Regions from separate parts of the Mus musculus genome. Here region 1 is linked to region 2. A link is a contact called in ENCODE POLR2A ChIA-PET data. All regions are on one chromosome and are shown on one strand. Each heading gives the region's core, a stretch centred on a gene start or an enhancer-like site at or near the end of the contact. The rest is flanking DNA. Distances are from core to core; before and after follow the strand shown.

Region 1 (6,282 bases), core at 2,534-5,033, 190 kb before region 2:
AACAGTTTGTAGAACAAAGTTCTTTTGTTTTTGAGGACTGGTTTCTCTGCGTAGCTGCCCTTGAACTCTATCAGTAGACTAGGTTGGCCTCATATGCAGACTCACCGGACTCCCAAGTGCTGGGTTTAAAGTCCTGCACCACCACGTCCACAGGAGATTCTCTAACCCATACAACAAACCAATCATTATTATGCAAAATTTAGGTGGATAGCTTTGCAGAAACCATTGCAAAAGTGTGACTTCCATTGCTGACTTTTGTTTTTCTCCTCTATGTATGTGACCTTGGGTTTCACTCATCACCCAGGATGGCTTTGAACTCACTATGTAGTCATTAAAGCTGTTTAGTCTAAAACTCAGTAATGCTCCTTCCTCACTCTGCATGCTGGGTGTAAAAGCATAAGCCACCATATCCAGCTCCACAGATTATGAAGGAATCCACAGAATGTCACTCACCTGCTGACCTGCAGTACAAGTGTATCTAGTGTCATCTGAAGGTGACCTATACAGCAGTCTAAGAGACATTTAGGAATTGGGTATCGTACACTCTGTATTCACAACCTTTAAAGTCAGAGGTGGAAATATTGCCAGGAGTTCAAAGCCAGTACAGTCTGCATATAGACAGCAGCCTAGCCAGGGCTATACAGTAAGAGCCTGTCCCAAAACAAATAGCCCCTCTCCCAAAAGAACAACTAACTTGTCTCTCCTACTCTTTCCTAACTGGTCAATTCAAGGTCAATGGACTTGCCTACCCTGGCCTCTCTGCATCCCTAACTTGTATAGCTCCACTGTCAGCCTATTTTCCTTTCATCTTCTCCACATTATAACTCAACATGTCTGTCCTCAATCTTCCTACCTGCACAGACTAATTTAAAAAACAAACAAGGCCGGGCGGTGGTGGCACACGCCTTTAATCCCAGCACTCGGGAGGCAGAGGCAGGCAGATTTCTGAGTTCGAGGCCAGCCTGGTCTACAGAGTGAGTTCCAGGACAGCCAGGGCTGCTAAGAGAAAAGACCACTGGAGTCATGTACAATTACTTTTTACTGCACCCTGTCTAGTAAAGAGAGAAATGGTGACTGCCGGCTGCCTCTCAAGTCTAGAGGACTAGAGGAACTAAGTTCCAGCGCAGCATGAGCTACATTGCCTGGCTTTTTGAATTTTTAAATAGAATTCTACCACTGCTATGTTTTTTCAGAGGAGTAATGACAAAAATGACACTTAGTGCTCCTAATGTAAGCAGATGTTTGTATTAACTACTGGTGTCTATCGTTCTAGTGATTGGATTAAACTACTACTCTGAGGGGCTAGAAGAGACACCTCAGCAGCTAAGAGCACTTGCTGCTGATCCTCTGGTTCCAAGCACCCACATAGCAGCGCACAACCACCGCCTGTAACTCCAGGGACTGTTGACAATCCTTTTCTGACCCTCAAGGCCTCCTTGACCACAACACTAGGGCACATACACATAAAATAAGCATCTTTTTAAAACTCAGGGTCAAAATTTTAAAAGAACTAACATCCATAGGCATGTTTTTGGTTTAGAATGCATAATTGGTACTTACATAAGCATTAAAAATTATAAAGCTGATGTTTCCTTAAATCTTTGTTTTAAAAGAACTTTCTGTGTGCAAAGCTACCAGCACCCTAGAACATTTCCACTGCAAAAACAAACAAAAGCTCTATTATTGGAGCTATTAGATACTTTCACCAAGTTATCTACACTTGAGTCCTGACAACAGATCTAACACTATATAATTTTATCTAGTGGATAATTTGCTGCTTGTAAATGCTATGAAAGTTTATTACCAAATCAGCCCTCCAACTTAGCCCTGACAACTTAGGACAAAGCACGGACCACAAAATGATCAGGTTCAGGGTAGAAAACTGAGAAGTTTGTAAAACAGAATAAAGAGCATTTTACTCTCCCTTTCTGTAGGTAGTAAGTACACTTTTGTAGTTTCAAAGAGACAGACAGTGGTTAAGAGTGCTTGCTGCTCTGTCTTGCGGTCCAAAGTTCAGACCCCTTACTCTGAACAGTTTAGAAAGTCCTGTAATACTGATCCTGGGGATCAGACACCCTCTTCTGGCTTCCAGAGAGCTGAGCACATACAATATCCAAGATACACAGGCACATAATAAGTAAATGATAAAAAATTTAAAATGGTATGTGCTGGCTGTGATAACAAATGCCATGAATCCGGGCCCACCTAGTCAGTTTTAGAGTATCCGGGGATACAGATAGTATGCCTGTCTCAGAGCGAGGGGTGGGGCGGACAGGATAACTATGAATGAATTATCTATCTAGTTTCCCGATTGTGTAGCTTCCATACTTTTGAATACAAAGAAATGAAAACAAATATGGTAAACTGACTTGTGAGTGGCTGTTCTAAGTAGAAAAAAGTGATTGACTCATGAAGACACTTATGACCGACCTCAAATTTAAGAAGTAGCGGGATTTTTCGTTAAAACAAACCCACTACTATTTTCTGCAAAACAAAACCGGCACCCCAGAATACCAAAAATGGTAGCCCCAATCCCTACCGACGTGAGTTTATCAGCATGTACAGAACAAGGATTGTATTCTGACCTCGGGTACTGTCAGGGGTGAGGGGGCCTCCCAAACACTGCCAAAAGTTACTGTCAGCAGCCAGGGTGACGAGGAGAACTTCCCAATAGACAAGTGGGTGGCTAAATGACGCCCGGACACGAGAGATGCTATGCGTTCTGTTGGGAGACTGGGGGAAGATTCTGCAGCCACAGGCGACAGGAAAGTGGAGCTGTCTGCAGAGAGGGTAACTGGGCAGAGGGGGCGGCGGCGGGCGGGGCGGGCTGGCAGCGGCCTCCGGGCCGGCGAGCGAGCGCCGGGCAGCGGCCGGCGGGGAGGTCTCCGCAGGTGGCGGGCGCCCGGGGGCGGGAGGAGCGCGGCGCGCGACAGCCGCTCTGCACCGCCGCAGGCGACGGCGAGGCGCGCGCACGAAGGCTCCCGGCGCCCGGGCGCGCGCCCCGGCCCCTCCCCGACAACTTGCCTGCAGGAAAAGAGTTACTGGTCCCAGGGCCCCGAGAACCCGGGGCTCCGCCATCCAGCGCAACCGCTCTGCCAACCAGGTCCCGCGAGAGTCCGGAGATCTCGCGATACCGACCCGCTGGCATCTCGCGGGCGGGCGTGCGCTGGAGCCAACATGGCGGCGTGGGGGAAGCTAATCACTACTTCGGGACTTTGAACGTGTGGTTCGTCCTCGCACTGGGAGGCCGCGGGCAAACGGGAGGAGAGGCAAGCCTTCCCCGCCCTGGATTCCTCCTCTGAGTCGTCTGAGGGGAGAAGGAAAGGCGGGACGCCAAACTCAGCCCTCTGCCGCCCTCCGGACGCCACGGAGGACCGCGCTAGCCCTCAGCCGGCCTGGCCTCCGGTCACGTGGCCGTCACGTGAGCCCCGCGCGCGCGCCCGGCGCCTCCGCAGGCCTCCCCGCCCCCTCAGCCGCGAACGCGCGCGCCCGGCCCACGTGGGGGCGCCGCCGCCGCCGCCGCCTCGGCCACCCCCTCCCGGCGCTCGCTCGCTCTGAAGGGCTCCGGCCCCGCGCGCGCCTTTCCCTCCGCGCTCCGCTCCCGCCCCTGCGCCGGCCCCGCCACGCGCCCCGGGGATCCCGCTTACCTCTCGCGTGGGGCGGGCCGCTCCGGGAGGCGCCGCCCGCGTGGCCGCCGTCGGCCGCCGCACTGGCTCCAGCGCCCTCCGCCGCAGGAAGCGCCACAGCGGCGCCGCGGCGCTTCCAGGTGGGTCCCCGCCTCCCGCTCCTCCACTTCCCGCAGCAGCGGCGGCTCCTTCCGGTCCCCTCCTTCCTCGGCTCTGAGACGCTGGGAGCCGGGCGCTCGGCGCGCCACCTACTGGTGGCCGCGGCCGCTGCAGCGATCCCGACCCGGCCGGCCGGCGGGCGGGAGGATTCACCGGCCCAGCCCGCTGCGTGCTGTGATCCGCTCTACCTTCCCGGAGAGGCTCCCCGCCCGCGTCCCGACCTTGCCTGGCCCCGCGGCGCTTTCCGCACGACGCCCCGGACTGCCGCGCCAGCCGCCGCCCGCTCAGTACGCAGGCGCCCACCTCTCCAGCCTTTGCTCACCTCCCTCCCTAGGGCAGGACTCTTCCCCAGCTCCACCGCGACTCGTCGGCAGTCCCACCAGAGTACACCTTCTCCACCGCTTTTATTTTCCGTACCTTTAAACAGCACTACCCGCCAAGAATGAAGTCTCTTTAAAGGCAGGGCGTCTTTTCTCTTAGCTTTTGCCCACAGTTGTGTCCAGCACCAAGTATGGCTCAACCCATAGTGAAAACTGGTTATTTATGTAGCTCAGCGTGTGCTTACCGGAACTACGTGAAGCTCTGAGTTCAATCCATAACACCGCCCTTTCAAATATACAGTATTAGCAGTGCAGCAAAGTAATGCCCGCCTTCAGTTACAGGGATAAGTATTTCCTCTGGGTTGATAGCACCATAGGCCACCACTTCTGAGCTGTGGGGACGCTCATGCAACCCTTTGGCTATTAGATTGTGTTCCAAAAAATACCAAGTCCACTGGTAGAATCCATTAACTGGGGCTCTTCGCAACTGTGCAGTATGGCTTCAGTGCCTTTCTTTGTTTTCCTTAGCTGGAGCAGTTTTGTTTTTCCAAGGAAGTGGGTAAGTGTGGTTTCTTTTCAATTGCTCGTAAGTTATTAGATCATAGAAGTGGACTTGTATTTGGTTGTCTCCAATTCAACTCAGAGTAATATCTGCTCCAAAATAAAGAATACCAATTATAGTTATACTGACTATCACACCTGCCATCTTGTGTCTTAGAGACACTGCTCTCCATTGCCTTAATTTTCCTAGTAGTGGGGTCTATAAGGCCTCACCACAGCACACCCTCCCATGGTTTTTATTGAACTGTGTTGGACTTGCAATAGGCAGAGATATAAAAATAACACGATTTCCCAGCCAGGCAATATGCTACCTGCATAGGCTAGCTACTATTGGGATGGTCAGAATTTATCTGCTGCTGGGAGCATTGTCTAGCCACACACACACACACACACACACACACACACGCACGCACGCACGCACGCACGCACGCACGCGCGCGCCATTATTGGACTGTCATCCGTTTCCAAGAGAACGATGGTTGTAACGATAAAGGTCCCCACAGGTTTACTTTCCCTTTCTCTTCCGTGGGAATGGTACCACCGCACTAATACGCAAACGTTTTGTTTTGTTGGTTTTTCGAGAGAGGGTTTCTCTGTGTAGCCCATGCTGGCCTGGAACTCACTTTGTAGACCAGGCTGGCCTCAAAATCAAAAATCTGCCTGCCTCTGCCTCCCGAGTGCTGGGAGTAAAGGCGTGCACCACCACCACCCGGCACTAATATGTAAACATAAGAGAGAAACCCAACCCATGGCCTTGCTAACATTTGTTGGCAAAACAGGCATTGCGATTTGAAGCTTGTTTTCGCTGAGGCAAGCTTCTATAGTCAAGGCTGATCTACAATACTCTCCCTGCCCTTCCCTCCATCCGTGTGTGTGTGTGTGTGTGTGTGTGTGTGTGTGTATACATCCTAGAACTCTTCATTTCCTGCCTCTGCCTCACAGTACTGGAATTATAGGCTACGAAGCAAGTTTGAGGCCAGCCTGAGTCACATGAAGTTTTGAAGAGAAAGAGTTAAGAGAGAACACTCCACTGAGCTATAAGCACTCCTACTCACAGGTTGAAAAACACTTGAATAAGTCTCTTAGAAGGAATGTTAGCGTTGAAGTATATATATCTCAGTGATAAAAAGCATTGTGGTTGTTAGCTTTGATCCTTATAACAAAATAAGAAAAGCAAGGGACAGATTTATTTTGCTCAAGTTTTAGCCCATGGTCAACTGACTCCATTGCTTTTAGACCTGTAACAAGGCAGAACATGATGGCAGAAAAAAGCTGTTCAGCCTCAGGGAGCAACTAGGAGGCACAAAGATACGCAGGTCAGGGACAAGATGCAGCCTGTGGATGAGGCTGACATCCTCAGGTGCAGCCACCTCACAACACCCCCAGGTGGTGGTGTTTCGACACAGGATATATTTCATATCCAAACTAAAGTAAGATAGTGTTCAGCATGTGTAACATCCGACATCAGGATGAGTGAGGGTGCTAGAGTTAGAAAATCACCATTTTTAAATGCACAGTTGATAAGTTTTATTTATAGTTAGCTGTTGTTTTGGGACGGTCTTGTTCTACAGCCCACAAACTTAGGTTCCTCCAGCCAAGCCTACCAGGTACTGGGA
Region 2 (6,751 bases), core at 2,874-5,373:
AAACACTATGAATCCACAGTTTTAATCAATGTTTAAAGATAAATATGAAACACACAAAACACTAAAACAATATAAAAATGGGATGCCTGCAACCAACCAACCTTAACCTAGACGTGGATTCTGACTGAATGAAAGGGAGTATCAAAGACTCATTCAATAAATGAGAAAATTCAGTAAAGTGTTTCCCAAATAACATAACTTTATTTATATCATTAACAGTCTGTGCAACTCAAAGCAAGCATAATCCTATAACAGGACAAAAAAAAAAAAAAATAACAAAACCTGTTTTCTATTACAATAATACTTCCCAATAGATTCAAATTATACCTACCTTTTCTAGGTCTGTCTTTTTCAAAATCCTATTCTTCTGAGACCAATAGATAGTAGTATTTTGATAAATCATCTTGATAAACAATACTGAAAATCTTATCAAATGAATACCATGGAAGATAATTATTCTTGTTGGCTATAACTTACCTCCATCTTCTAAGGGTCTTTTTTGTCCCCCATAACCATAGTCATTTGAATTCAATGATGTACCAGCATCACCCCCAATTTTTGCTGCAATCTTAAAAGAAAAATCGGAATACTAATCAGGGTATTAATACTTTATGTACTACTCAGCACTAAATTTCCTACAATAAAAGATATACTTTTAAAAACACTAGAAAGATTCACTTATTAAGAATAATTAAAACTACCACTAATACTTCAGGGAGCTAACAAATAGTTAATGATCTATTAAACTTATGTTATATCCCCATTTAAAACAACCCACACATTTGGAAACAAAATCTTTTCCACCCTTTGATTTCAAATCATAGCATTTGTAAACTATATCTTAGGTATTTAAGTGCACTGTATGGGACTGACAGGAACTGATGTTAAAAGGGAAGTGTTACGTACAATTGAACGAGAGGAAAACGGCTTAGACTATGGCTATGTTCTACAATTAGCTTTTATGAACACTTCTGAGTTTACTTGAAGACCAAGGAATATCCATAAGAAAGCATGCTTATTCACACTCCATTCATGTAATAGGTCTACAAGCATCCAAAAGAAAAATTGGTACACAGTTCATTCAAAAGACCAAGCAAAACTTTCAACTCTCCCCTCATTGGGGGTGGGTGGTGGGTGGATGGGAACATGGTCTGATTATAGCCCCAGCTAGTCTAATCCTAACTTCTCACATGCTACAATTATGAACCCAATGTTTCTATTAAACACACATTAAGTGTAAGTAATGTTTTTATTTTAACCCACAGAAATAATTCAAGCTTTCCACTTGATTTTTGCTCTACTGTATTTCTGTGCTTTTTTACTTCAGACAAAAATCAAACCAAACCAGCATTTACCACTTTCTTCACTGACCCACCCTCACCAATTTTGGAGTTAAAGATAATTCTAAGAAGGTAATGACGTGAAAACATCTATCTCCTACACTTTAGCCCACACTTTCTTTAGTAGTTTTAAAGGTGGAAGTGCAAATCTACTTCTAGTGCTTCCTAGGCAGGGTCCACAGCAACTTTCAAATTTTCCTTTTGGAAAATTTAACAATGCGCACATTCATCCTCAAAGACACAGTTGCACCAAACTTATAAAAAGTGTGCCTAGCAGCACACTCGGGCTGGTCCAAGTTCCCTGGCTTATGTGTGTATATGTGTGTGTGTGTGTGTGTGTGTGTGTGTGTGTGTAACAGCAGAGGACTGCCTGGTCTGGTCTCAGTGGGAGAAGATCCACCTAACCCTTGAGACTTGAGGCCCCAGGGAAGGGAGGTGGGGAGATGAAGAAGGAATGGTGTGAGGAACTGGGGGTGAGTGGGCAGGAATGTAAATAAAGAAAATAATTTTTAGAAAAAGTAAGTGTGCCAGGATCAGTGTAGGCAGACCTGTCACTCCAGCATTCAGGAGGGTGAGGCAGAAAGACTCTCATTTTGAAAACAAAATCTCATCTGGGCATGGGTGGCACACACCTTTAGTCCTAAAGGCAGAGGTAGGCAGTGAGTTCCAGGACAGCCAGAACTACATAGTGAGACCTTAGTCCCTTACTTACACAGGCAAGGTCCTGATGGAATTTCTACATACCCAGAATGTCCAAAGGTGTAACAGATACTATCATCTATAATAAACACTTGTATTATCACAGCCAATGCTTGCTAACAATGGAATCTATCCATAGTTTTTCTCACATTCCCACCTTTTTCCTCCTCCTATGTTATCCTATATTAGCTGACTACCTCTTAGAGCTGTCCTTCCAGAAACCCTCGATCTTTGTAGAGCAAGCAGCAGCTTCTTGTCTATGCTGGCCAGACTCCCACTCCTCACTGCACTATATGAATGTCACCCATCTTTCAGTGAGGCATCCCTTTCCAGCAGCGTCCTGTACAGCGCCTGCCTCACAGTGTGACTATTTATGTAACCGCTGTGGTTTACTTTATCATCAAAGCTGTCTGCTCACTCGTGTTCGATTTTTATCTCACAAGACTAGAAATCACACACTTAAAAAGCTTCCAAAGCCGAGAGGTGGAGTACACCTACACTAGAGACAATTCAGCAGGAAGCCTTAAACCTCAGGCCTGCCTAGGCTTTCGGTAGAGGCCCTGCATCAAAAAGTTTCCTCAGATGCCCAGGCAGACACACTTGTCCCTGAGCCTAACAACTTACACCTGACCAAAGGGTCCTACATGGAAGGAGAATCAACTCCCACAAGTTGTCCTCTGACTTCTATGTACACCAACCACATTGCTCATGGAATCCCTCTGTATGAATAAATATATTTTTTCAGTATCTATGCACTAGATAAGTGTGCTTGCTGTATTATGGTAGACTTGATAAACCTTGATTGAGTCGGTAATCTTTCGGTCCTGAAGGAAGTTTCCAGTATAGTCAAAGCTGGCTTTAAAAACCTGCTCATGTCTAGCAACTACAACAGAGCCATAAGGGTTTATTTTACCTTACAGGCAAATTCCATAACATACTTTTTTTTTTGAGACAGGTCCCTCTTGGCCGTTTTGACTGGCCTCAAACTCAAGAGACCTGCCAGGCTCTGTCTCTCGAGTGCTGGGACTAAAGTCGAGCACCACCCCACCCGGCAAGGCAACATTATACATTTTTAAGCTACAAAGAAGTCGGGGGCGGGGGCTACTTGAAGACATTGACGTTCAGGTTATTGGGGGGGGGGTGTCAAATGCAAGGACTCTTATCTATCCAACCCTTTTCATCTGGGAAAATGGTTGCCATTCGAGGCAACAGTACGTCCCTACGTAGCACAAAGAGGTTGGAGGCTTCGACTTGGGAAGAGAGAGGCAGATTCAAACTCAAGGCTGGGGAAGAAAGGGCCCGGGGCCATTTGGAGCTGGGGAAAGGATTGGTGGATCGCACGCAGATCCCGCCCCGGGGAGAGCCTCGCTGGTGAACGCCGCGGGGAACGTTAGGCTAATTACGGCGAGGGTGGAGAGCTCGGCGGCGCGGGAAGCGGCGGGGACCGCTAGCCAGGCAGCCGGCCCTCCCTGGCTTGCCCTCGCCGTGACCTGAGCGCCCAGAACCTTCCACGCGCCTGGGTCGGGCGGAACCGGAGCCGAGGGAGCCGGGGCAGGCAGGGCGCACGGGGCGGCGAGGCCGCGCGCGCGGGGCGGAAGTGGAGGCCACGCTCGGGGAGAGCGCGTGGGAGGGGGGGGCGCTTCAGACCACGACAACGGGCTCGGCCTCGAGCCGCTGGGACCCCTCGTGAGAAGACGCCATCTCCTCGGGCGGCAGCCGCGAGTGCGAGCAGGGCCGGACCTGCCCCGCCGGCGGCTCTCGGGGGTCGGGGAGGGGAAGCCGCCGCGCGGTCGGTCCACGCTTACCTGCCGCGCTCTCTGCAGGGCATCTTTGAAAGCGTCGTTAACGACTCCGCCGCCGCCGCCGCCAGCCGAGCCAGACGACGGCGGAGGCACTGTGGAGTAGTCGGCCATACCCACGCTACAGCACACGCTGCCGTTTCCTCGCGGAGGGAGGCGCCGCTCTCGGTTAACTGCTAAGAAAGGAAGAAGATGGCGGCCGTCGAGGCTCTATCACATTCTTGCACGACCATCGTGCCGTAAAGGGGCGGAGACTGGCAGACGGAAATCCCGCGATGTTTCAGCGCTGACGCGCGATTGGCGGGGGGTGAAGAGGGGGTGGAGGGTACAGAGAAGGGACGCCGGGCGAAGAATATCGCGAGACTTGACCGGGCTCCCACGAGAGTAGGGTCTCTCTGGGCGCCTCCTCGCAGCGCGAGTGCGGGCCATTGTTCCCTCGCCTCGGCGGCTGAGGCAGTGGCGCCCGGGAAGTGTGCCGCCCGCGCTTGTAGGGGACTTGGAAAGGCCGTCGCGGATCAGGGAGCTAGCTAGTGTCCTTCCGTGTTTCCGTAGTAAGGGGCCTGACGTCGTCGGGCGGGGACGTCACGCAACAGTGTCGCGCGGCCGCACAGCCCGAGGGCCGCGCGCACGGGGCGTGCGGGGCGTCCGCGGCGACGCTGCGGAACCGTCTGCGGCCCGGCGGCGGGAGCCCACCATGCTCCGGGGCGCCGAGCTGCCTCTGCCCATGTCTCCACCCGGGCCGGTCACAAGCGGGGAGGAACTCAGACCACCGGGCCCTTAGTTCTCGAGCCGATTGCCTACTGAGTCTCTTATGTAAAATAGTGTGGGCGAGCGGATGGTGAAAGTATGACCGCCCTTTGTCCTTTAAAAACGTGAGTGTTGCACATCCAGTATGTAGACACCTAGCGTTGCGTGTCTTTGGCCAGTCTTACCATGTGCCCCTTATGTCACGAACGTGTCATGCTCCTGACACAAACCGGCTTTACTGCGTTTTCCCCACCCCCCCCCCCGCGCCCCTGCGGGTAGTCAGATCAATGTCATGGTCTGAATTTTCATTTCTGGACTAGTTGGCTTTGCAGGCAGTTTCTAATATTTGTCATATATGCCAATAACCACGTTTCTCCAGACCATTCCTGAGCGTGTCTTAGCCATGCTAGCCTAATGCTGGCAATTACTACGGTGAATGAGGGTTCTTGGGCCTTTATTCTGTTTATACTTAGTATGCCACAATGATCCCTGCTCTCAGTTTAGCTAAGAAAAAGGCAAAATGGACTGTCTAATGTATGACGTTTCCCCCCTCTCAGTCTAAGAAGCATTTTTCTTAACACCAATCTTAGAATGAGAGAAATATGTTCCCTTGGCTTTCCGATAGCCGGAAACTATGTGTCCAGTACCCACTATCAGTTACTAAGTCAGGTGCTGGCAGATACAAACAGCATGATTTTCTTAAAACCAGCTCTGTCTTAGCCATTTGATAGCTCAGTTTGACCTGTTTAACCTGTTCATGGATGTCTAGGAATGTCCGTGGATTTAGAAAAACAGTAAAGGTATTGGGCTACAGATTTAATCATAGCAATATGTAGGAAAACTAGCTAATGAGAGTATTTCAGTCGCGTTTTAAGGAAGTTTGCCCAGCAAATAGCATTTACTCATCAGTAATTGATGTTTTTATTCACTAATTAGATTTGTATACTAGTTAGATGTCTGGTTGAAATAATTCAGAGTTTTATTTATTCCCCCTATAACCAATTATCGTTTAGATTTTTTCTAAATATTGAAAGGACCTTCATTTCTCATTTTTTACAACACTGCATACCGGGAAGGTGAGTATTGTAGTATGGAATACTTTGGGATCAGCTTAGACTACGGTTTCTTATCCTCAATGCTGCTGAGAGACTTTGGACTGGGTAATTCTTGGCTGTATGCTTTGCATGGTACAATATCTCCGCAGCATCTTTGGCCACTACTTGCCCTCTCCTAAGCACCACCAATTGTGATAACTGAAAATATCTTCAGGCACTGAGTTCACACCTCTGACTCTTCCTTGATCCCTGCCCCTGCCTTTTCTTGACCGTATTAACTCTTGCCAGTGTATGAAGTCCAGCACTTTTTGACCCTGCTGCTCCAGCCCTGGCCCAATTACTATCACTGTAGTCCCAGATCAAAAGGGAGCACTTTAGTTTTGCTCCTTCTTGTTTATGTTTCACTAACAACAACAAAAAAAATAAAGATAAGGAATTTGTAGAGTTGTCAAGATGGCTCACCAGTTAAGAGCACTGGTACTTTTCCAGAGGACCAGGGTTTAGTTCCTACCACCCACAAGGTACATACATACACATACAAACAAAACACCTGAACATGTAAAATAATCTTTCAAAATTTGAAAAAAGTTGGCCAGGTGATGGTGCTTTGTGCCCTTTAATCCTTATGCTCAGGAGCCAGAGGCAAGTGGATCCCTGAGTTCAAGGACAGCCAGGGCTACACAGAAACCCTGTCTGGAAAAAAAAAAAAAAATTTAAGAACGTTTGTACAGAACTCAAAACTAACATACTCTACGTACAGGGGTATTGTATTAGGGTTCTCTAGAGTCGCAAAATTTACGGTATGTCTCTCTATCCTGAGGAGATTTATTGTGATGACTGACAGTCTGTAGCCCAACTCTCCAACAGTGGGCAGCTGTAAATGCTGTAAATGGAAGACCAAGAATCTAGTAGTTGCTCAGGCTAGTTGTTTGAGCTGGTCTTCTGTAGAAGTAGATTCCAGTGTGCTGGCAAGTAAGTGCAAGTGCAAGCAGATGAAGAAGAGCAAATCTTCTCTCTTCCAATATTCTTACATAGGTCTCCAGCACAAGCTGCACCACCACACCCGGATCTGGGGACTTGTTTTGTCCCCGGCTGACCTTGAACTTACAGA

What was found. ChIA-PET counts read pairs that join two places held with the same protein, here RNA polymerase II (POLR2A).
Region 1: POLR2A ChIA-PET joins it to region 2 with 10 read pairs in embryonic stem cell. The contact joins the promoter of Zzz3 here to the promoter of Fubp1 in region 2. POLR2A ChIA-PET finds 5 or more read pairs at or near these places in 3 of 5 experiments (Patski and embryonic stem cell).

Annotation. Positions count from the first base shown.
Region 1 is chr3:152,393,504-152,399,785 of GRCm38, reverse strand. It overlaps Zzz3 (zinc finger, ZZ domain containing 3), which reads right to left and starts at 3,783. Exons shown (of 14, transcript NM_001080755.2): 1 at 3,648-3,783. Usp33 (ubiquitin specific peptidase 33) reads right to left here. Exons shown (of 24, transcript NM_133247.3): 24 at 6,169-6,282.
Region 2 is chr3:152,207,794-152,214,544 of GRCm38, reverse strand. Fubp1 (far upstream element (FUSE) binding protein 1) reads right to left here and starts at 4,123. Exons shown (of 20, transcript NM_057172.4): 1 at 3,845-4,123; 2 at 478-568. The coding sequence starts at 3,952. It overlaps Gm40180 (a long non-coding RNA gene), which reads right to left. Exons shown (of 3, transcript XR_867759.3): 3 at 5,657-6,751. It also overlaps a transcript of Dnajb4 not described here.